Regions from separate parts of the Homo sapiens genome. Here region 1 is linked to region 2. A link is an interaction called in ENCODE POLR2A ChIA-PET data of the cell type or tissue named here. Cell type or tissue: Panc1. All regions are shown on one strand. Links, peaks and the distances in the headings refer to the core of each region. The heading gives the core; the rest is flanking DNA.

The links. ChIA-PET counts read pairs that join two places held together with the same protein. Peaks named below come from ENCODE experiments on the same cell type or tissue, not always from the same donor. Only the 100,000 strongest peaks of a DNase experiment are listed, where the experiment ranks them.
Region 1: POLR2A ChIA-PET joins it to region 2 with 8 read pairs; 1 of 35 experiments calls an interaction of 5 or more read pairs at or near these places.

What each region holds. Positions count from the first base shown.
Region 1 is chr10:102,765,732-102,777,373 of GRCh38, reverse strand. All of the region lies in intron 1 of WBP1L (WW domain binding protein 1 like), which reads right to left. Among named protein-coding and RNA genes, the nearest start is that of WBP1L, 28 kb to the right of the region's middle. RefSeq lists enhancers at 171-702, 703-1,234, 1,767-2,298. In Panc1, for the core only: no CTCF peak of the experiment used is centred there; no DNase peak of the experiment used is centred there; H3K27ac peaks cover 4,320 bases.
Region 2 is chr10:103,137,098-103,148,739 of GRCh38, reverse strand. NT5C2 (5'-nucleotidase, cytosolic II) reads left to right here. Exons shown (of 19, transcript NM_001351169.2): 4 at 9,261-9,334. Among named protein-coding and RNA genes, the nearest start is that of NT5C2, 50 kb to the left of the region's middle. In Panc1, for the core only: no CTCF peak of the experiment used is centred there; no DNase peak of the experiment used is centred there; H3K27ac peaks cover 1,134 bases.

The DNA.
Region 1 (11,642 bases), core at 2,438-7,437, 370 kb after region 2:
AGAGTGAGGGCAACCAGTGGTCCCTAGCAGCTCCCCTCTAGGGCTTCTGCTGTGAGCTCATCTGTGGCTTTTCCTCACCCAGGAACAGGCAGCAGAGGGTGTGTGCTCCCTCCCCACCCCTTATGGCCAGCAGCTGCTGGTTACAGTTACACATTCCGATACAGACATGCCTCTCAGACGAAGAGGGGGTGGGGGTGTCTGACTCTCAGAAGCCCTGGAACAAATAGTTGGCAACAGCTGTGTTCTCAGCAGACAGCAGTTGGTGGCTTGCTACTGTTCTCTCATTCCACACTGCTTTACCGGCTGGAATGAATGCAGTGCTCCCACTTCAAAGGGCGGCTCACCGAGCAATCAAGTCTCTGCCACAGGGGTCTTTTTGAAAAACTGGTCAGTAAGGCCAAAATGGGGTCAATTCCACACCCCTTCCCCTGAGGCGTCGGGAACGTCCCTCAGCTGCACAGCCCCAGGCACATGCTTGAAAGGAAGAAAGCCTTTCCTTTAAAAGAAGAACGGAGCCCTCACCCCACCCCCAACACAGAGTCCCTTCAGAACCAGAGGACTGTGAGGAAATCTCCACTAACTAGCCAAATCAAAATGGAGAAGGAATAAAAGGGGTTTGGAGCAAGAATCGCACTCTGCCTCTCCCCTTCCCCAGCCCCATTCTTCAGCTGTTTCTCCGTGAAGTTTCCAAAGCAGTTTTACAGTGTCTGATGGAAAATCAGAACTGGTCAGCCCTAGAGAAACCTCGGGGACGTAGAGGGTTAAGAACACGGTGGCTCTGAAAGTAAGGAGCAACTAGCAAACAAGAAGGGAGACTGGAAAGTTCTGTGTGGGAGCTGGCCTGGTCTAACTGAGAGGCATTTGCTAAAATATTCCCTCCACCCAAAGCAGTAGTACAATAAACAAGCTCCCACCCCTTCTTCCCTTCCAAACCCGATCCGTGCAGAAACAATTACCTGTCTAAGACCCAAAAGGAAAGGCATCCTGCAAGAGCATCGTCCACACTAACGTTGGAACAAAGGGCTCTTAAAAGTTAAGGTCTTGGAATGAGCATTGCCCCTGGTGGGCCTGTGTGTGCGGTGGTCCTGGTTCACCGGCCTTCTTTAGCAAAGCAGACAAAGTAAACAGAGTCCTGGGACCGAGCAGGCACACTGTCTCCTGCTCTCCTCGCTACTCCCCCTGCCTGGCTCTGGCCCACCCCCACCTTCTCGTGACATATCTCAGACGCAGCAAAGCCGAAGCTGTCTGCCAAGGGGGAAATGACATCAGTTCAGGCGCAGCAGAAAAAACTTCAGACAGCTGCACTGGAATACTGAGGAGGATGTGCTGCAGACCCGCGATGCCCAGCCCTGGACCCACCTAGAGCCAGAGCCCACTGTGGGAGGATGGTGGGGGCTGCAGATGGGAGCAGGCTGCTGCAACCCCTTGGCTCTAAGCAGGCTGGGGGGTACATAAATCAAGTCTCTAAAGCTGAAAACAGGAACACTGCTCTGAATAAGGACTGACTTTGTAGCTCCTAGAGTATTGTTTCTCCTCCCTGGGAAAGAAAATCAAGTCCAGTGTCTGTCAGTTTCACAGAAACTTTTCCACCCCCACCCCTGCCAGAGTCGGTGCTCAGTAAATAATAGGACATGAAGCCTGGCTGTCCCAACTTTCTCTAGGGAATGAGGCAATTCGCAGCGGGGGCTTGGAGAGGCACCTTTTCCCCAGCTAAGGTACGACACGCTACCTTGGACACTGACCTTTCGAGCCCTCGCTTCCACCGGAGAGTTTATATTTCATAAACAAACTGCGCAAGTACAGGTGCCAACATCTTTCCTCACTTGTCTTATAAAAGGTACAACAAGTCCCACCGCAGCCTCCAAGTTGCCAGAAAGGCAGATCATCTATATTTAAACCAACTCTTGGTTCAGAAAAGTTCACCGCCTTAGGTTTGTCGTGCTTTCTTCACTAAGTTCAGCTCAGGGAGACAAGAGTTCTCTAACGCAAGCTTTGCACAAGCAAGGGCCCTGGGGATGGTGTCCTGCTCTGACTTTCCCTAGTCGGTGGTGTAAGCCAAATCCCTTCTGGCTACCCTCCCTGAAACAGGAGGTCACAGCAGCTCTCCCTCGGCCTGAATCCTCTACCAAAGACAACACTTGCACAGCACAAAAGGTCCATGTTTGGGTTCGGATTTCCAGAAATGACTCAAGGAGAACAATCTTCAGAGGAGCTTTATAAATCGAAAGTTACTTTTTTTTTTTTTTTTTTTTTTTTGAGATAGGGTCTCACTCTGTTACCCAGGCTGGAGTACAGTGGTGTGATGATCTTGGCTCACTGCAACCTCTGCCTTCCGAGCTCAAGCGATCCTCCCACCTCAGCCTCCCAAGGAGCTGGTACCACAGGCACGTGCTACCATGCGCAGCTAATTTTTGTTTTTTTGTGTAGAGATGGGGTTTCGCCATGTTGCCCAGGCTGGTCTTGAACTCCTGGGCTCAAGTGATCTGCCCACCTTAGCCTCCTAAAGTGCTGGGATTACAAAAAGTTACTTTTCAATAACTTCCTCAGCTACAAATTAATTACACTGTCCAGGACTCAAAGCAAGTATATTTCATCTTTCCTTTCATTTTCTGCAACAATTTTCTTTCATGATACTTATCCAAGGCCTCCATGGTAGTGGCACTGTGCTGGGCATGATCCATGTAAGTCAGAAATGATTCTTGCAAATTAGTACCTATAACCCCCAACCTAGGACAATAAATTAGGAGCACATGACACGTACAGCACAGTGAGGTGCCAAAAGCACTGTTTGATCATTAGAATCCAGCCAGACACACAACGTGTTTACCGCAGGTCCCCAATGATGGTCAAGGTCACATTGACTTTCCTGACAAGAAAATGAATGTGCCAAACTGGCTGAACCATTTCCTTGAGACTCACTGAAAGAATGGATCACAGCTTCATTGCTAGAGGAAAAGGTGGCTGATGTGTAAAAGAAGTGGCTCCTGCTGCTGCCGGTGTTTGGGGACTGGGAAGCCATTCTTCAGCACATACATATTCTCAAGACATGGTCAGTCTATCCCAGGCCTTGTCACCACTCTCACAACCAGGCCAAACTGCCATACAGACAAGGCTGGACATCAAGGCACAGCCGCCCAGGGAACAGCAATGAGGCTGCTTTCAACCCCTTCCTTTCACTTCCTCGGTTCCCTGGCAACCACTGAGAACCACAAAACATACGCAGCACTAACTTTGGCAATCAAACTGATGGAAACAGCATCCTCATCCCCTCATGGGCAATGTAATCTGCACTGATCTAACAAGACAGACTGGCACCTGAAATTCTCCAGAAAGAGTGCCATGGCATAAGTGTACCATTCATTCACTCACTCCACGCTCACTGAATGCCTACAGTGTGCCAGGCATTGTTTTAGGCACTGGGGATGCCACTATGACCAAAACACACAATAAACCTTGCTCTAATGGGCTATGAAGTGTTCCATATTTTTCTTCCTTCCTTTTTTTTTTTTGTTTTGTTTTTTTAAGAGATAGGGTTTTGTTCTGTCACCCTAGGCTCAAGTGATCCTCCTGCCTCATCCTCCCAAAAAGCTGGCACTACAGGCACACGCCACCACGCCACCACACTCAGCTAAGTTTTTTTAATTTTTATTTTTTGTAGAGACAGGGTCTCACTATGTTGTCCAGGCTTGAACTCTTGTCCTCAAGTGATCCTCCTGCCTCAGCCTTTCAAAGTGTTAAGATTACAGGCATGAGCCACTAAGCTTGGCCCCATAATTCTAAATAATATTCATCAGTGATGATCTCAGAAGTGGAATTGCAACAAAATTACTAGAAATCCAAAAAAAAACTTGTAAAAATACAACCTAAATGATCAAAATTGCATTATAGACTTCCTGATTTCCTAATGAATCATCCTTTTATGATGCTACCCAAGACAGTGTTTCTAATCAGCATTCGTCTATTTTTATCTTCTCACAGATTATAAATTCTTGTGTGCAAGGCAGCATTTAACCCAAGGCATTACACCTAGTACAATACAATATATTCTAAAAAAGTGACTGCTGACAACAGCTTCTTTCTATCAACTTCTTGCCTACAGCCCCTCACTAACGTTCACTAAGCGCTGATATCTGAGGGGTGAGGAGAAAAAGAGATTGAGTTGGCAAATTCAGGCATTCCCAGGAAAGTGAGTTCACTTTCTGCCATGTTATACAAATATTACTACAACCTAGTGACAAAGGAGTCAGCTTTGCCATTTGAAAAGCAAGATGATCATTAACAATTTCTGCTAGCCTGAAAAAATGGGTTCTCCTATGTACGTGATCCAGCCTCATACATGATGAGCCAAAGGTAGGGTAAATCCTTCTTCAAATGACTTTAGTCATCCGCCTGCCAATGCAGAATTAAATTCAATGCTGAATTCACCAACTTAAAAAAAAAAAAAAAAAGGAAGTCATACTAAATTAGAATTAAGCAGGATTATGTTGTCAAAATGTTGCAGGTTGGCTGGGCACCATGGCTCACGCCTGTAATCCTAGTACTTTGGGAGGCTGAGGTGGGCAGATTGCTTGAGCCCAGGAGTTCAAAACCAGCTTGGGCAACATGGCAAAACCCCATCTCTACAGAAAATACAAAAATTAGCTGGGCATGGTGGCACATGCCTGTTGTCTCAGCTACTCGGGAAGCTGAGGTGGGAGGGACACTTGAGCCCAGGAGGGAGAGGTTGCAGTGAGCCAAGATCACACCACTGCACTCCAGCCTGAGCGACAGAACGAGACTCTGTCTCAAAAAAAAAAAAAAAAAAAAAAAAAAAAAGGGCCGGGCATGGCTCATGCTTGTAATCCCAGCACTTTGGGAGGCCAAGGCAGGCAGATCACCTGAGGTCAGGAGTTCCAGACCAGCCTGACCGACATGGGGAAACCCCATCTCTACTAAAAATAGAAAAATTAGCTAAGCATGGTGACACATACCTGTAGTCCCAGCTACTTGAGAGACTGAAGCAGGAGAATCACTTGAACCTGGGAGATGGAGGCTGCAGTGAGCTGAGATCATGCCACTGCACTCCAGCCTGGGCGACAGAGCGAGACTGTCTCAAAAAAAAAAAAAAAAAAAAAAAGGCCGGGCGCAGTGGCTTACGCTTGTAATCCCAGCACTTTAGGAGGCAGAGGCGGGTGGATCACGAAGTCGGGAGATCAAGACCATCCTGGCTAACATGGTGAAACCCCGTCTCTACTAAAAATACAAAAAATTAACCAGCGTGGTGGCGGGCGCCTGTAGTTCCAGCTACTTGGGAGCTGAGGCAGGAGAATGGAGTGAACCCGGGAGGCAGAGCTTGCAGTGAGCTGAGATTGTGCCACTGCACTCCAGCCTGGGCGACAGAGCGAGACTCCGTCTCAAGAAAAAAAAAAAAATGTTGCAGATTAACAACTACTTATGGCCCCAAGCAGCATCTGAGATATCCTTCTACCGAGGCAGTCTCCTCCTCTGCAATTCAGAGAACCCCCAGAGATAGTACTGCTGGAAATACTACCCTTTGGATTCAGATTAACTTTTTTTTTTTTTTCTTGAGACAGAGTCTCACTCTGTCAACCAGGCTGGAGTGTGGTGGCACGATCTTGGCTCACTGCAACCTCTGCCTCCCAGGTTCAAGCGATCCCCCTGCCTCAGACTCCCAAGTAGCTGGGACTACAAGTGTGCGCCACCACTCCCAGCTAATTTTTGTCTTTTTATTAGAGATGGGGTTTCACCATGTTGGCCAGGCTGGTCTCGAACTCCTGACCTCAACCAAAGTGCTGGGATTACAGGCATGAGCCACCATGTCTGGCCTCAGATTAACTTTTTAAATTTTTATTTAAAATTTTTTCTGTCATTATAGATGAGGGCTTCCTATGTTGCCCAGGCTGGTCTCGAACGCTTCACCTCGCCTCCTTATGAGCCAGGACATCAGGACTGAGCCACCGTGCCTCCCTAAAATTTTATTTTAAATAGGGAGTCTTGCTATGTTACCCAAGCTGGTCTCGAATCCCTGGCCTCAAGCAATCTTCCCACCTCAGCATCCTCAAATGCTGACATCACAGGCACGAACCACTGTGCCGTACCGGATTAATTTAAGACATACTGCAAAAACATACATGCTCACAGCTACCTGAATTCATTCTTTTACTGTAGAAAATTTGTTTAAGTATCTTTTGGCAACATTTTTGTAGGCAGTCTATATATTTATAATCTTTAAATTCTGGGGTGGGGTAGGGGAGAGATAATCATTTGTTCAACCCTGACCATGAGCCAGACTCCATGCTAAGTATCTCACAGCCACAACAACCCTATGATGTGGCTATTACCATCCCTATTACTCAGTTACAGAAATGGAGGCAAATGGGGTTTATGTAACTTGCCCAAGGTCACACAGCTGGCTGTGAGACAGCAAGGATTTGAGTGAAGACTCTGGCTCCACAGGCTCTTTCCTTTATGAACACACAGGCGTCAGCTATTAGAATATCAGAAGTTACAAACAAGGAAAAAACAAACAGCAAAAACCAGAACTGAGGGTCAGGTGAATGTTAAGCAGACAGGCAGGTCCCTGGTCAGCGCTCTGGAACCCTGTTTATGAGACTGCCATGCACACTGGATATGATGGTGGTGTTCTGGAGTGTGAAGTCAGGGTCCTAGGGTCCTTCTGACCCACTTTGGAAAGCAAGGTTCTATGAGGTCAAAGACTGGGAAAGCCCTAAAGTTCTCATCTGTTCCTAATGCACAACAGATCCACACACAAGGAATAGGCTGGAGACCTTCCTAGGACATGGCTCTTGGGAACCTGGTGAGCTGTTCCCACACCTTTGCCATCTGGTCAACTGAGGCTGACGGCGACTAGGGCTGAAGGTCTAGGGGTATCTTATTTTACAATCAAGGGATCTGAAGAAAGAGAGTTTGTCAGAACAGGACAGTAACTGCCAGGCTTCTAGGGTAGGAGATAATCTCCAGGCGTAAGGCCATTTTATTTCCAGGAGCTTTGAGCAGAGGCTGCTGGGCAGACACAGAATGTCTAAGATAAGAGATCTTTCTTATCTTTCTCCGGTTTGGGCACGCACCCATTTAAATGCCTCAGAGTTCTAACTCAAGAAAGGAGAGAATGAATACTAACTCAAACCTCAAACCAACATGAGTGTCACAACAAAAGTTAAACTGAGACATCTTCATGTCATGGGTGTGAGGCTAGGCATTAACAAAAGAATCCTGAAGTAATAATTTTGGGGAATGCAAGGGGATAAATCCCAAACCCAGAACTCTGCCAGGCAGAAACACTATAGGTTGCTTAACTGCTAGAAACCAAGAACACTAGCTTTATCTATGTCCTGGGGCTGGACAAAGGCAGGCATGTAGCAGGCCTGCTGAGGCAAGAAAACACACACCTCTCCTGCTTCTGGGCAGGACAAGGCGTTTTACAAGTCACAGAGCTTATCTCTTCCACAAGGTATCTATAAAAACCCATGGTGCTTTCCTACTACTGAGTCTTTCAGGAAAGAGAGTTAGGTAAACGGTTCTTAACTGCAGTATGTAATCCTTTGCTAAACATCAAATCATGTATTTCAGAGAGGGAAGATTCCAACAGATGGTGACATCTCATATTTTACACAGTGACGTTAGGTAACTCGTTCAAGGACACACACCTAATAGGCAGTGCAGCCAGAATCTCAACCAGGTCTGTATGACTCCAAAATGGCTTGGACACATATGCAGATAGGATTTTGATATTAATCGTCACTTCCCCCTTACTTGTGACCTGATATTTACAGTTGCATCCAGTCCACCCAGGATGTGCTGTGGGGATAACAAAGATGTACTGTTGGATGAATCAGTCTTGCCCTGGAGGATTTATTTAGTTAGTTACACAGAAACAAACATACGCACTCTATGATAAACATGGTGAGGCGAGGGACAAACACAGTCACACAAGAGGAGCTCAAAGAAGAGATGCTGGATGATCCTCTCAGCTTCCAGTAAAAAAAAAAAAAAGAAAGAAAAAAGAAAACAAAGAAGGGATGCTGTTGAGGGACAGAATGGCCAAAGAAGGTTTTTGTTTTCAAAGAAAATTTTATCAAGAGCTGAACACAGTGGTTCCCCAACACTTCAGGAGGCTGATGTGGGATGATCACTTGAGGCCAGGATTTCAAGACCAGCCTGAGCAACATAGGGAGACCCTGTTTCTACAAAAATTAAGAAATTAGCCAGGCATGGCGGCGTACACCTTGTAGGTTCAGCTACTCAGTAGGCTGAGGCAGGAGGATCACTTGAGCCCAAGAAGTTGAGGTTGTAGTGAGCTGTGATTATACCACTGCACTCTAGCCTGGGTATCAGAGTGAGACCTTTTCTCTTGAAAAACAAACGAGGCCAAGCGCAATGGCTCAAGCCTGTAATCTCAGCACTTTGGGAGGCTGAGGCAGGTGGATCACGAGGTCAGGAGATCAAGACCATCCTGGCTAACACGGTGAAACCCCGTCTCTACTAAAAAATACAAAAAATTAGCCGGGCGTGGTGGCAGGCACCTGTAGTCCCAGCTACTTGGGAGGCTGAGGCAGGAGAATGGCATGAACCCGGGAGGTGGAGCTTTCAGTGAGCCGAGATCACACCACTGCACTCCAGCCTGGGGGACAGAGCGAGACTCTGTCTCAAAAAAAAAAAAAAACTGGCCGGGCGCGGTGGCTCACGCCTGTAATCCCAGCACTTTGGGAGGCCGAGGCGGGTGGATCATGAGGTCAGGAGATCGAGACCATCCTGGCTAACAAGGTGAAACCCCGTCTCTACTAAAAATACAAAAAAAAATTAGCCGGGCGCGGTGGCGGGCGCCTGTAGTCACAGCTACTGGGGAGGCTGAGGCAGGAGAATGGCGTTGAACCCGGGAAGCGGAGCTTGCAGTGAGCCGAGATTGCGCCACTGCAGTCCGCAGTCCAGCCTGGGCGACAGAGCGAGACTCCGTCTCAAAAAAAAAAAAAAAAAAAAAAAAACAAAAAACTAATGCCAGGCGCAATGGCTCAAGCACTTTAGGAAGCCAAGGTGGGTGGAACATCTGAGATCAGGAGTTCAAGACCAGCCTGGCAAACATGGCAAAACCAGCCTCTACTAAAAATATAAAAATTAGCCGGGCATGGTGGCACATGCCTGTAAACTCAGCTACTTGGGAGGCTGAGGCAGGAGAACGAATCGCTTGAACCCAGGAGGCGGAGGTTGCAGTGAGCCGAGATCATGCCAATGCATGTCAGCCTGGGCAACAGAGCAAGAATTCGTCTCAAAAAGCAAACAAACTAAAAAACCCCAAAGAGATGGATACTGAAATAATACGTAGGGTTTCAGTGGATAAAATGAGCACACTACGCAGAGCAGAGCATGAATAAAAGTATGGAAACAAGGACGCATGGGGCATACGTCCAAAGGCAGAAAAAGATGACGCAAAGATTAGTTGGGGGTAGAATGTCAAGGCCCTACACATGTACACATCTAATGAGTGAGTATCTTTGACCAGCACAGTTTTTCTTTCTGATGATTACAGTAGCAGCATGAATATCAAATATAGGAATTTCTATTTTAGTGGAGTATTTTAGGCCCTCATTTTGCTTGTTTGATATTTACTACTAAAATATGGTCAATCTTGGAGTTGATTTTGTTTTATTGCAGAGGTTGGGGGAGGTGGAAGGAAGATACAGATGAGAACTTTGGGGCTTTCCCAGTCATTGACCTCAACCTCACAGAATCCTGCTCTCGGTCTCCAAAGTGGGCCAGAAAGAGTCCTAGGTTCCTGACTCCACCCCATGTCATTGGTGCAGCCTCAGTCTTTTATTTTTTTTGAGAGACAGGGTCTCATTATGTTGCCCTGGCTGGGGTGCAGTGGCTACTTACAGGGGCCATCATAATACACTGCAGCCTCAAAATCCTGGGTTCAAGTGAGCCTCCCACCTCAGGCTCCTGAGTAACTGGGACTACAGGCATGTGCCACTGCACCCAGCTTTAAATGGAAAGAAATAAAAGTAGCAGAAGCTGAAACTGGTTTGCAACAGCTTCCTAAGGTTTCTGCCTCTTGCCTCCCCACCCCCCAAACAAGAAAATCATTTTGTTGTTGACAATCACTGCAGAAATATTTATTACTTTCGTAGGCTGCACAACAATTCGCTGCCATCTCCAGAATGTGCAGGGGTCTCTGAAACTCAACACTGTCAGTGGGCCTTCACCAATAGTTAATGGGCTCTCACTGGATCTGCAACTTGAGCTTCATCAAGTACAAAGTAGCCTTGTTTGTTTTCATATCAAAATGCTAGGTTCGTGTTTTTCCTACCCTGGAAACAGTTTAACCCCAACCATACTGGCAAGTAGCCAAGAATTACATGAAAATCAGCAGGCTGCAGCTCATAGCTATCTCCAGATACATTTCATGCCTCCTCACAATTGCTCTCCAAACCAAAGATCGGAATAAGAACAAAAGGAGGGATGTAGATCACACCAACTACATGAAACACACTCAGATGAAATTTGTTTTTTGCTTTTTTTTTTTTTGAGACAGAGTCTCGCTCTGTCGCTCAGGCTGGAGTGCAGAGGCGCAATCTCGGCTCACTGCAACCTCCGCCTCCTGAGTTCAAGCAATTCTCCTGCTCAGCCTCCCAAGTAGCTAGGACTACAGGCTCGTGCCACCATGCCCAGCTAATTTTTGTATTTTCAATAGAGACATGGTTTCACCATGTTGGCCAGGCCGGCTTTTTGTTTTTGAGACAGGATCTTGCTCTGTCACCCAAGCTGGACTGCAGTGGTGCGATCATGGCTCACTGTAGCCTCCAACCTCGCAGGCACAAGCAATCCTCCCACCTCAGCCTCCCAAGTAGCTGAGACTACAGGCGTTTACTACAATGCCCAACTTATTTTTTTTCCTTTTTTTTTTTTTTTTTTTTTGAGACAGAGTTTCGCTCTTGTTGCCCAGGCTGGAGTGCAATGGTGCGATCTCAGCTAACTGCAACCTCCGCCTCCCGGGTTCAAGAAATTCTCCTACCTCAGCTTCCTGAGTAGCTGAGATTACAGGCATGCGCACCATGCCCAGCTAATTTTTGTATTTTTAGTAGAGATGGGGTTTTTCCATGTTGGTCAGGCTGGTCTCAAACTCCCGACCTGAGGTGATCCGCCTGCCTCGGCCTCCCAAAGTGCTGGGATTACAGATGTGAGCCACTGCACCTGGCCCTGGCTAATTTTTTTTAATCTTTATAGAGGCAGGGTCTTCCTATGTTGCCAAGGCTGGTCTCGAACTCCTAGGTTCAAGTGATCCTCCTGCCTCGGCCAGATGTAATTTGGAAAGAGAACCATTAGGAAAATTAAGCTTCCAGGTCTCCACCAATCTGATTTCATCTTTCACTGTTATTTAAACTTTGGGTGAGATAAAGAGAGACATGGTCTATATTAAGTGGGAATGTGGGTACAATGGTGGCTGACCCAAGAAAAAGGCTAACAGCAAGGTCATTTTATGACAGACATCTCAACTCTCTCTGAGTCCTTAGAAGCAGTTCTGGGTGCTCTAAGCATTCTCACTGTCCAGAAAGCAATCATCTTGGTTGTGCTTTTATAGGAAAATCCACTCACTTCTTACATGCAACTCATAAACTCAACAAAGC
Region 2 (11,642 bases), core at 3,080-8,079:
TAAAATGAGTATTATAATTTCATGTTTTATTTTATAAGTGATAACACATTTGTTCAGATTTTTAGTGTGTGTGCTGCCGAAGTGAGCACTGTTCAGATTTTTAATGCACAGGAGGCTGTTCTTTTTTTTTTTTTTTGAGACGGAGTCTCACTCTGTTGCCCAGGCTGGAGTGCAGTGGCACGATCTTGGCTCACTGCAAGCTCTGCCTCCTGGGTTCACGCCATTCTCCTGCCTTAGACTCCCGAGTAGCTGGGACTACAGCAGGCACCTGCCACCATGCCCGGCTAATTTTTTTATTTTTAGTAGAGACGGGGTTTCACCATGTCAGCCAGGATGGTCTCAATCTCCTGACCTCGTGATCCACCCGCCTCAGCCTCCCAAAGTGCTGGGATTACAGGCGTGAGCCACCGCACCCAGCCACTGCTGTTCTCTTGACACAATCTGATAAACAAAATGTATCCCTCTTGATGTTCCTCAGAGAAAATGTTAAAACAAATTAGTAAGAAGTTACTGGTTAGAATTTATGAAAGCAAAACTAATGCTACTAGATGTCTGTTGCTTTTAGAATCTAACCCAAAATTTCTTGTTGTGTCTGTATGTCCATGGTATTTGAGCTTTGAATTTTTAAGAATCCATTTCATAAAGTTCTTACCTATAATACTTTTTATATCATTAAGCATACTTTTTACGGAGGATGGAGACATAATGGCAGACTGAGGTCTTCCTATTACTTTTTTTTAATAACAGCTTTATTGAGATACAATTCACGTATCATTCAATTCACCCTTTTAAAGCATACAATTTGATCATTTTAGTATATTCACAGAGTTGTGCAACCAATACCGCTATCTAATTTTAGAACATTTCATTACCCCCACAAGAAACCCTGTACCCATTAGCGGAAACTGCCCGTTCCCTCCTCCCCACAGCCTCTGGCAATGACAAACCCCTATTAAGTTTCTAGTTTAAGCTTAATTTTTAGTTCAGTTAAATATTGTGTCTGCTATTACAAGGCCCTATGTTAGGTGTTGGGAAGATTATAAATCCTGGTCTCAAAGTTTATAATCCAATAAAGAATAAGAGAACTACCATATTTTATGTCTATGACAACATATAGTAAGTGTCAAAACAGGGAATTTTGAAGGTTTAAGCCTCTCATTTGGGTCACAACTTTATAGAATTTTAGTTGCTGATGCAGTTTCTTTCATTAAGTAGAAAAGTAATGAGACCCAGAGACATTACTGTCACATAGTTCTGTGGCACAACCAGAATATTGATAGTTCCTTGACAAAATCACTTGAGATGCAGGGTCTTGATAATTAGAGATAACTGAGGTGGCCCTTTTAGGGAAAAGAATATAAACAAAGCCTTAGGGCATATTTAGGAAATAGCAAGTAGCTCACTTTGATTACTACAGCCAAAGGTGCATGATGTGGGACAATGTAAGATCAAACTGATTTTGACAAAATGAAAGTTTTTGAACTTTAAGATCCAATAATTTGCAATTTATTAATTGGGTAGGTAGTGAGCGATGACTAAAAGTTCTTAAGAGAGTGATATGATTGGATCAGGGTTTTAGGACAGTGCTTCTCAAACTGTCTGTGAGGGAGGACCAGTTTATAAATAACTTTTTTCCAATCTGTTTCAAATGGACACGTTTATAAAATAAAAATGAATTTCAAGAAAAATGAAGACACAAAATGTAAGCCTACCTTTTTTATTACTACATTCAACAAACAAAATTGCTCTGTCAAATTACTGTAAAAGTTTCTAAATACTTAAAATTTCTGTATGTGTCATGTCATGGGTTAGCAACAAATGTTCATAATCCAGCATTGGCCTGTGGACCATGCTTTGAGTAGCACTACTTCAAAGCAATTAATTTGGCATTAGTGCGAGGGCAGAGCAATTGGGAGATGATTGCTGGACTAATGAGGACCTGGACATGTTGTTAGCACTGTGAATTGAATGGAAGATTGGATTCCAGAGACGTTTGGTAATTTAAATGAAGGCACATTAGATGATTGGATGTGGATTTGAAGAAGAGGAAAGAATCAAAAGATAGTAACTAGATTTTAAGCTTGAGTGGGAGAATGGGAGTGCCCATAGCAGAAATAGGAACTAGTTTGGAGATTGGGTTTTCAACAAAAAATCCACATTATAGCATTTTCTATTAAGTAAAAATATGCATATATACAGACACATACTTTTTAGTTCATAATTTCAATTTGCCCTCTCAAAAAGCACTTGTAACTTTTTCTTTTCTTGATTGTAGCAAATTTTCAATGTGTAATTATGCAAGCCCATAAGGAAAACAGATGCCCAAGAAGATTTTATACTTGAATCCTTAGTCTCATTTGTTGTTGCACTAACTGTCATTGGGCACTTGGCCAGGAAATTGTGACTCCTAGGCAAGGGGAGGAGTTACAGATAAAGTTCACCATTGCCAAAGAAATTCTATTCCAAATGGATTTGTGTGGAGCAACAGTGATATCCAATGACAAGTTAAATTAAACACAGAGGTGTTTTCTCCAGCACTGTCTCGGAAGATACATGCTTTTGAGGGGCCTGATTCAGGTTAAACTTCTTGAAGTTAAGTCACAAAAAAACTATACTAGGGACCTTACGAAGAATTTTGTTATGTGACTTCAAGAACTAGTTGACTCAGATAGTTTTACACTTTTCAAAACGGCAACCAGTGACAGATGAGGTAATACTGCTTTGAATTACAAGTTAAAGCCATTAAGATTGCTATTTACAAAATTTCAAATTTAATAAATTGCATGTTCATGTTACTTAAGTGTGAGAATATTCTTATTTCTAAAGCACATTATATTAATGGCTCTATTTCTTATGGTTAATATTTATATTTACTTGGATGGAGTTTATTCAAGTTTAATGTCTTAACTGCTGTGGGATATGATAATAAAAGCTGTTACATTTGTCTTTATATTGAAGTCTGTGCTTCGTTTTAGAGTGTTCCTGTCACCTAGAGATTGTTTTTCATGTTAATGCTCAAATCTGCAACTTACAAAGACTTAGTATGTTGGAATTGCTGGCTAATTGTGCTTTAAGATTGGATGCTTAGTTTAGTCATGCTTTCTAGGGCGGCAAGTTTGTGCTTTTTTAAAAGCAAGCTTCGGGAAGTTAATTTCTCCGATATGTTCAAGCTCTTGAACATAGGGGTGGAGTATGTTCCACTTGTTAATAATTTAGAAATGTGACACAGTAAACTGACATTGGCAAAGGTACAGTCAAGGTCCGGAGACCAATAGAAATTTTTGGATTCCTCAAGCAGATAAATCTTTTTGTTTTGAAATGTATGATGGGGCAGTGGGCCAGCCTTGTAATTGATATAGTACCTTTTAGTTGATATAGTACCTAACACTTTGTTTTGCTATAACCTCAGTGAAGAGTAGTCATTAGTTTGAGACCAAGAGATTAGTTTCTCTTGAAGACTGTATCCTGGAGACATGGTATTTCATGCTTTAAGGCTGCCTCTGTGCTGAAGTCACTGCATACTTTAAGCATTTGGGTGTTTATTATCTTTGTAAACTGTGGAATATATAGCCAAATAACTATATTTGGCTTATTGCAGTTCTCTATAATACAGCTGTTCTATTTTGCCATTATAGCTTTGCTTATGCACTTCAGCTATTCATACAACAAATTAGATTTAATTCCACACTGCGCCTCCCCTCATGTTTTGTAGCCTAGATTAGGGAAAGAAAAGGAAAGATGAGAATATATGTGAGGCTTTTCATTTTTATAAATATCATAATAGAAATGAATTGGGGGGAGACAGAAGTGATTGTTTCTAAGTTCAGGAATTGCTTTTGTGGTTAGAGCACTTATTTTGAATGAAAATGGAAAGATAAAGGATATTTGGTAGAACTTCATAGGAAAACATCATATTTCCTAATTTTAGACTCTTATAAAGTCTGTCCTAGCTCTTTCTGCTCCCTAAAGAACAGCTTATATGACATATGTCACAAAATGGTATCTGCTTTGTAGTAGACAATGAATGTGTTGATTGAATAGTTAATGTGACTAGGTTAAAGAGAGGAGAAGTGCAATTTGATGGATATGTAGCAATGATTATTTTGGCAAAACCAGATTTTCATATTCCTGAAATATGTTATTCCTAGAGTTTACATAGATAATAAAGGTACATTATAATCTTTGAATCCTTAAAAATATACATAAATGATTTGATATATTTTCATGACAGTACAAGCTTAATCTCTTTTCTAACAAAGAAAGAAGCTGGTACTTGGCTGAGACTGTTGTTCTTGTCTTAAGCACTGATTGACATTAACAGCAAAATCTCCTTTTTCCTGTAATGTTAGCTGTGCTTGAAGCTAGCTAGCATCTTTCTTCTATGAGAGTAAAAGCTGTTTCTTTTATTATGTCGTTCCGCATACTTCTCTCCTGGATTGTATCACAAGGGAAAAAATCATCCCCAATCCATTCCTGCTTGTATTCCCATAGAATATTTTAGGCATGTCAGCTGTTAGGGCCTGATCAAGGATTTGATCCAGTTGGCTCTCTAGCCTGAATTAAGAATCTGTTTGAAAAGCCTTCAGTAGTTACATTTAGTTTCTAGAGCTACAACCATTATTTTGTCTTTTATCCCTGTTGTACTTTCAAAAGGATTTATGTAACTGGGAAAATATAATAAAGTAGATGCTTTTATCAGTAATAACAGGGTGATATTTGATGAAATATTAGAAGGTGATATGTTTGGGGGCTGGAGGTTGGAGGGTGTTTTTTGTTTCTTTGTTTGAGACAGGGTCTTGCTCTGTTGCCCAGGCTAGAATGCAGTGGCACGATCTCAGTTCGCTGCAGCCTTGACCTCTTGGGCTCAAGTGATCTTCCTGCCTCAGCCTCTTGAGTAGCTGAGACTATAGGCATGTGCCACTACACGTGGCTAATTTTTTATTTTTTGTTGAGATAGGGTCTCACTATATTGCCCAGGCTGGTCTCAGACTCCTGGGCTGAAGCAGTCCTCCCACCTTGGCCTCCCAAAGTGCTGGGATTATAGGTGTGAGGCACCACTTCTGGTCTCAAACTCCTTTTTAAAAAAAGTCTCCAAGGCCATCTCTACAAAAAAAAAAAAAAAAAAAAAAAAAAAAAATAGCTGGACATGGTGGTGCGTACCTGTGGTCCCAGCTACTTGGGAGGCTGAGGCTGAGGTAGGAGGATAACATGAGCCTGGGAGGTTGAGGCTGCAGTGAGCCATTATCACACCACTGTACTCCAGCCTGGGCAACAGAGTAAGACTCTGTCTTGAAAATAAATAAGAAACATATATAAATATATAAATTAGGCATTTTTAAATGGTGAGGTAAATATCAATAGAAGATCTGATATTTTCTTTCTGTATCCCAGTGGAGGCTTTTTGCATCCCTTGATGCAGTTACTCTTCTTTGGAGACCATTGACCTAGATCACTGATGGGGGAGCCCAGCCCAGGCTTTTTTATTTTTAACAAGTTACTCAGGTGATTGTGATTTTGATGTACACTGCAGTTTTGAGATCCACTGATCTATATCATTCTAATTTCCTACAGTTACTTATGAAATGAAGACAAAGAAAAGGTTTGGTAATAAGAGGAGAAGCCATGCAGTTTTAACTTTGGCTACCAAGCTGAGGATCAAGTGGAAAGGATAACCTTATTTTCTGTCTTTTCCCTTTCCGTTCCCTTTCCTCTTTTCTTTTCTCTTTTCTATTCTTCTTTTTTTTTTTTTTTTTGATGGAATCTTGCTTTGTAGCCCAGGCTGGAGTGCAGTGGTGTGATCTTGGCTCACGGCAACCTCTGCCTCCCGGGTCTAGGCTCAAGCAGTTCTCCTACCTCAGCCTCCTGAGTAGCTGGGATTACAGGAACACGCCACCATGCTCAGCTAATTTTTGTATTTTTAGTAGAGACAGGGTTTCACCATGTTGGCCAGGCTGGTCTTGAACTCCTGACCTCGTGATCCACCCGCCTCAGCCTCCCAAAGTGTTGGAATTACAGGCGTGAGCCACCGTGCCTGGCCCTTCCTTTCTTTTCTTCTTTCTTTTTTTTCTTTTTGAAACAGGGTCTTACTCTGTCACCCATGCTGGAATGCAGTGGTACAATCTTGGCTCATTGCAACTTCTGCCTCTCAGGCTCAGGAGATCCCACTTCAGCCTCCCGAGTAACTGGGACTACAGGCATGTGCCACCACACCCAGCTTTTTTTTGTATTTTTTGTGGAGACGGGGTTTTGCCATGTTGCCTAGGCTGGTTTCGAACTCCTGTGCTCAAGCGATCTGCCTGCCTTGTAAAGTACTGGGATTACAGGCGTGAGCTACTACACCTGGCCTTTATTTTTAAAGATGATTAAAACTTACCCTGAAAGACCATCATGCTGATGATCTACCATACTATTATATGTTCAGTTTTTCCTATGTCTTCATAGTGATCTTTCTGATTATTTCATTTCCTTAAACTCTGATATTTTGGTCTTAAATGCGGGATAAAGTCCAAATTCCCTAATGTGGCTTACAAAATCTTCAGGATTTTGACCCCTACTAACCTTTCATAGCTTTTATTGCTCCTTCCCCCATCCTTGCCCCCTGGAAAACCTCTTTCTGTGAAAACAAACAGAAGCAAAACCAAAGAAAGCTTCTCAACTCCAGCCACAATAAATGCTTTGTAGTTTACTGTAAACCTTTTCTTTGCTTGGTTATTTTGCCTGCGTTGCCTTTCTTGCATTTTCCTAATGGAAAACTACTGATTGATTAAGATTCAGTTCAAACATTTCTTCCTGACCTCTCTAAACAACTGGTACTCTCTCCTCCATGTTATTTTATAGTACTTACTGAATTGCTGAAATTATTTAAAGGTCTCCTTCCTAGTAGGCTGAGTTCCTCAAGGATAAACAGAGTAAATTACAATATAAGTTTCATGAGGGCTGGTACAGTCTTTTGTTCAATCACAGTATCTGGGTGTAATAGACAGTAGCTATTTATTTAATTAGTCTATATTTTTATCTTCAGTGGGCTTTAAATGACTTGTTTATTAAATAAATTATAAATTAATAAGTGAATGAGTTATAAAATCCCAAAAGTAATCTTATTTTATGGGGTCAGACTTTGGAAAGGAGAGCCTCTTCCCTGAAATCTTGAATACATGGCATTTTTAATGCCAGGACACAATACACAAATCTGTATATTTTTGTATAATATCTGATTTCATTTACTGTATAAGAAAGACTTGGATAATATTTTTCAATTTTTAATTTATTTGTTATTTTTTTGGGAACAGGGTCTCACTCTGCTGCCCAGGCTGAAGTGCAGTGGTGTGATCTTGGCTCACTACAGCCTTGATCTCGTAGACTCAAGCAATCCTCCTACCTCAGCCTCCCAAGTAGCTGGGACCACAGGTGCACACCACCATCCCCAGCTGATTTTTGTATTTTTTGTAGAGTTGGGTTCTCACCATGTTAACCTAGGCTGGTCTAGAACTCTTGAGCTAAAGCCATCTGCCTGCCTCGGCCTCTCAAAATGCTGGGATTACAGGTGTGAGCCACTGCTCCCAACCTTGAATAATTTTTATTATGGATTTTAATATTGGTATTTAAATGAGAAGATCTAAAAGAAAACAAAGGAAAAGCTTCTTGACCTTGGTCTCGGCAGTGATTTTTTTGGATAGGACACCAAAAGCACAGGCAGCAAAAGCAAAAACAAGTGGGACTACCTCAAACTAAAAAGCTTCTGCGCAGCAAAGGAGAAACAAAAAGGCAGCCTATGGATTGGGAGAAACTGTTTGCGAACCATGTATCTGTTAAGGGATTAACATCTAAAATATATGAGGACCTCAAACAATAGCGAAAAAAGAAATGACCCAAAAATGGGCAAAGGACCTGCATAGACATTTCTCCAAAGCAGACATGCAAATGGCTAACAGGTATTTGAAAAGGAGCTTAACATCATTAATCATCAGGGGAAGTGCAAATCAAAACCACAATGAGATATCATCTCATACCTATTAGAATGCCTTTTATCAAAAAGATAAGAAATAAATGTTGGCAATGATGCATGAAAAGGGAACACTTGTACACTGTTGGTGGCAATGTAAATTGATGCAGCCACCGTGGAAAATGCTGTAGAGCTTCCTAAAGAAAATACAGCTGCCATATGACCCAGCAGTTCTTCTAGTTGTATGCCCAAAGGAAGTAAAATCACCACTTTGTGAAGATACCTGCACTCCCATGTTCATTGCAACATTATTTAGAATAGCTAGGAGATGGAAAAAAGATATCTGTTGATGGGCTGAATGAATGGATAAAGAAATTGTGGTATATATACACACAATGGAATATTCAGCCTTAAAAAAGGAGATTCTACCGTTTGCAACACCATGGATGAACGTAGAAGACATTATGCTAAGTGAAATAAGCCAGACACACCAAAGAATACTGCATGATTTCACATGTGGAATCTAAAAAACAATCAAAAAAGGAAACCATAGAAACAAAGAGCAAAGCAGTGATTGGAGGCCAGGCGCGGTGGATCATGCCTGTAATCCCAGGACTTTGAGAGGCCGAGATAGGAGGGTTGCTTGAGCCCAGGAGTTCAAGATGAGCCAGAGCAACATAGGTGAGCCTCTGTCTCTACAAAAAATAAAAAATTATCCGGGCTTGCTGACGTGTGCCTGTAGTTCCTGCTACTCAGGAGGCTGAGGTAAGGAGGATCTCCTGAGCCTAGGAGGCTGAGGCTGCAGTGAGTCATGATTTCACCACTGCACTCCAGCCTGGGTGACAGAGTGACTCTGCCTCAAAAAACAAAAACAAAACAGTGTTGGGGAAGGATGGAAAGATGTAGATCAAAGGGTACAAAGTTGCAGTTATGTTGGATGAATAAGTCTAAGAGATCTAATGTATAGCATGAGGGCTATATTTAATAATATTGTATTATGTACTGTTAATTTGCCAAGACAATAGATTTTAAGTACTTGTACCACAATAAACAAGAAGAAAGAAAACAAGGTAACTGTATGGGATAATGGGTATGTTAATTTGTTTGACTGTATTAATCATTTCACTGTGTATATGTGTATCAAGATAAGTATATCAAACAGCATGTCGTGTTATACATCTTAATATATAATTTTAAAAGTTTAAAAAATCAATTGGAAAAATAAATGAGAAAACCTAGAAAAATAGCCAAATAACTTTATTAAACTTGAGAATTTATTTTCCAGTGTTGAGATATTATTTTTTATTATTTTCTATAGGGTGTTTGTGAACCGAAGTTTAGCAATGGAAAAGATAAAGTGTTTTGGTTTTGATATGGATTATACCCTTGCTGGTGAGTAGCAATTTCTGATTGCTTAAGAACTGCTGCTTTGGGTATAACACAGTGGGTTCACAGTAGGCAATTCAATTGACATTTGCTGACTTAATCATGTATTTGGCTGCCAGAAGCTTTTATTATCAGGTTGCTTCCAGTAAGATTTGTGAATATTGAAATTATCAGATATCCTTGAGATGTGGCTCATGAGTTTGTACACATAGATAGAAAAAGTACTAAATTTTACTATTTTAGAGACCCTGGTAAGAAATAATATGGTAAAATCATATATTGATAGGTATATTTGGGCATTTTTGACTTTTACTCTTAGCCATTCTTTAGGTATGAGATTTTGTGTCTCTTGCACTGCCACAGATAAACTTGTATCAGTTAAAAATTTTAGTTTTTTTTTTTTTGAGACGGAGTTTCGCTCTTGTCCTCCAGGCTGGAGTGCAATGGCGCGATCTTGGCTCACTGCAACTTCCACCTCCTGGGTTCAAGCGATTCTCCTGCCTCAGCCTCCCAGGTAGCTGGGATTACAGGCATGCACCACCACACCCGGCTAATTTTTGTATTTTTAGTAGAGATGGGGTTTCACCATGTTGGCCAGGCTGATCTCGAACTCCTGACCTCAGATGATCTCCCCACTTGGCCTTCCAAAGTGCTGGGTTTACAGGCGTGAGCCACTGCACCCGGACAGTATGTTATTCTTAACACAGATGGGAAATGTGTTCATTTTCCATTGAAATGATTGCACACGTAGTATGTATAAGGCTTTTTAAAAACTAGAGCTGCAGCCACATAAAGGAATGAGTTTGTGCCTTTTGCAGGGACATGAATGAAGCTAGAAGCCATCATTCTCAGCAGACTAACACAGGAACCAAAAAGCAAACACTGCATGTTCTCACTCATAAGTGGGAGTTGAACATTGAGAACACATGAACACAGGGAGGGGGAACATCACACACTGAGGCTTGTCGGGGGGTGAGAGGCAAAGGGAGGGAGAGCATTAGGACAAATACCTAACGCATGCAGGGCTTAAAACCTAGATGACGGGTTTATAGGTGCAGCAAACCACCATGGTACATGTATACCTATGTAACCTGCACATTCTGCATATGTATCCCAGAACTTAACAAAAAACAAACAAACCCCAAAAAACTCAGAGATGTACTGGGGTTTCTTTTCTGTACCTAGGGTATATGCAGGAATTTAGCCAGTCTTCCCAATGGTCAGCTGCAGTTAGATGGAGGACTGGGCAAGAAGTCATTGAAACTCCATGACAAATATGGAAAAGATGAACTTCTTTTTTAACTTGTAGAATCCTTAGTCTGTGTAGATGTTTTCATCAGCATGTTTTGTCCTTATGAGGATGTGGGGCATTGGGTACCATCTCATGGTCTCCTATTTGTGTAAACTTTGTGTTTAAGTTTCCACATCCTTTTTTATTAAATAAATTATATAGCTTCTGAAACCAACTAACCAACCAACCAAACAAAAAACTAGAGCCATTAGCTTTTTTCATTATCCTGTAGCCCTTAAACACCAGCACTGTGCTGTTTTTCCCTTCCTTCTCTAAGATATATTTGAAAGAGTCAATGTATTAATCAGTAGTTATAACATCTTTCCAGAATTTAGTAAAATATTTTCAATCTCGTGGAAATGCATTTAATTTAAGAAGTAGTGGGGATGAGGGATCAAGTTGAGCATATATGCTTGCACGTGTATGTGAAACTGTGACACACAGAATCTTTCAGAAATTGTCTGTTAAAAAATTTTGTCTTTACACAAAAACCTTAAGACGTATAAAGACACTTCTCAGGAACTATTAATATAACAGTATTAATTTGTCCATCTCAAATTAGACAAATCACAGTTTGATGTTCGATTTAGGCTACAAATGTGAATGAATAATACGTGTTCAAACACGAAATTACGGGAGTACTTGCTACATAGATACGGTCATGATTTTTTTACCAAACAAGTAATACATTAAAAATATACACAGTTCCTGATTTGAATTTTTCTCTTCCCTCCATACTCTTTGTCATTTATTTGTTTTTCTATTGCCTTAACCTTATTTTTGCAGCATTTAATGTTTTTCTAATTGGTCACAGACACTTTTAGGAGCACTTGTCAGAAAGCAGGGGAAAGCAGTATACTTTCCCAATGTAGATCTTGCTGTTCAAATGGGAAGAAAATCTATAGTCTCTTCTTTCAAGATTCTAGCTCTCTAGGGAAAGGAATGGTGAGTTAATTTGGCAGCTGAAAGAGATTATCTAAAGCAGAAATAGAAGTTAATGGTGTCAAAAAGTGACAAATATTT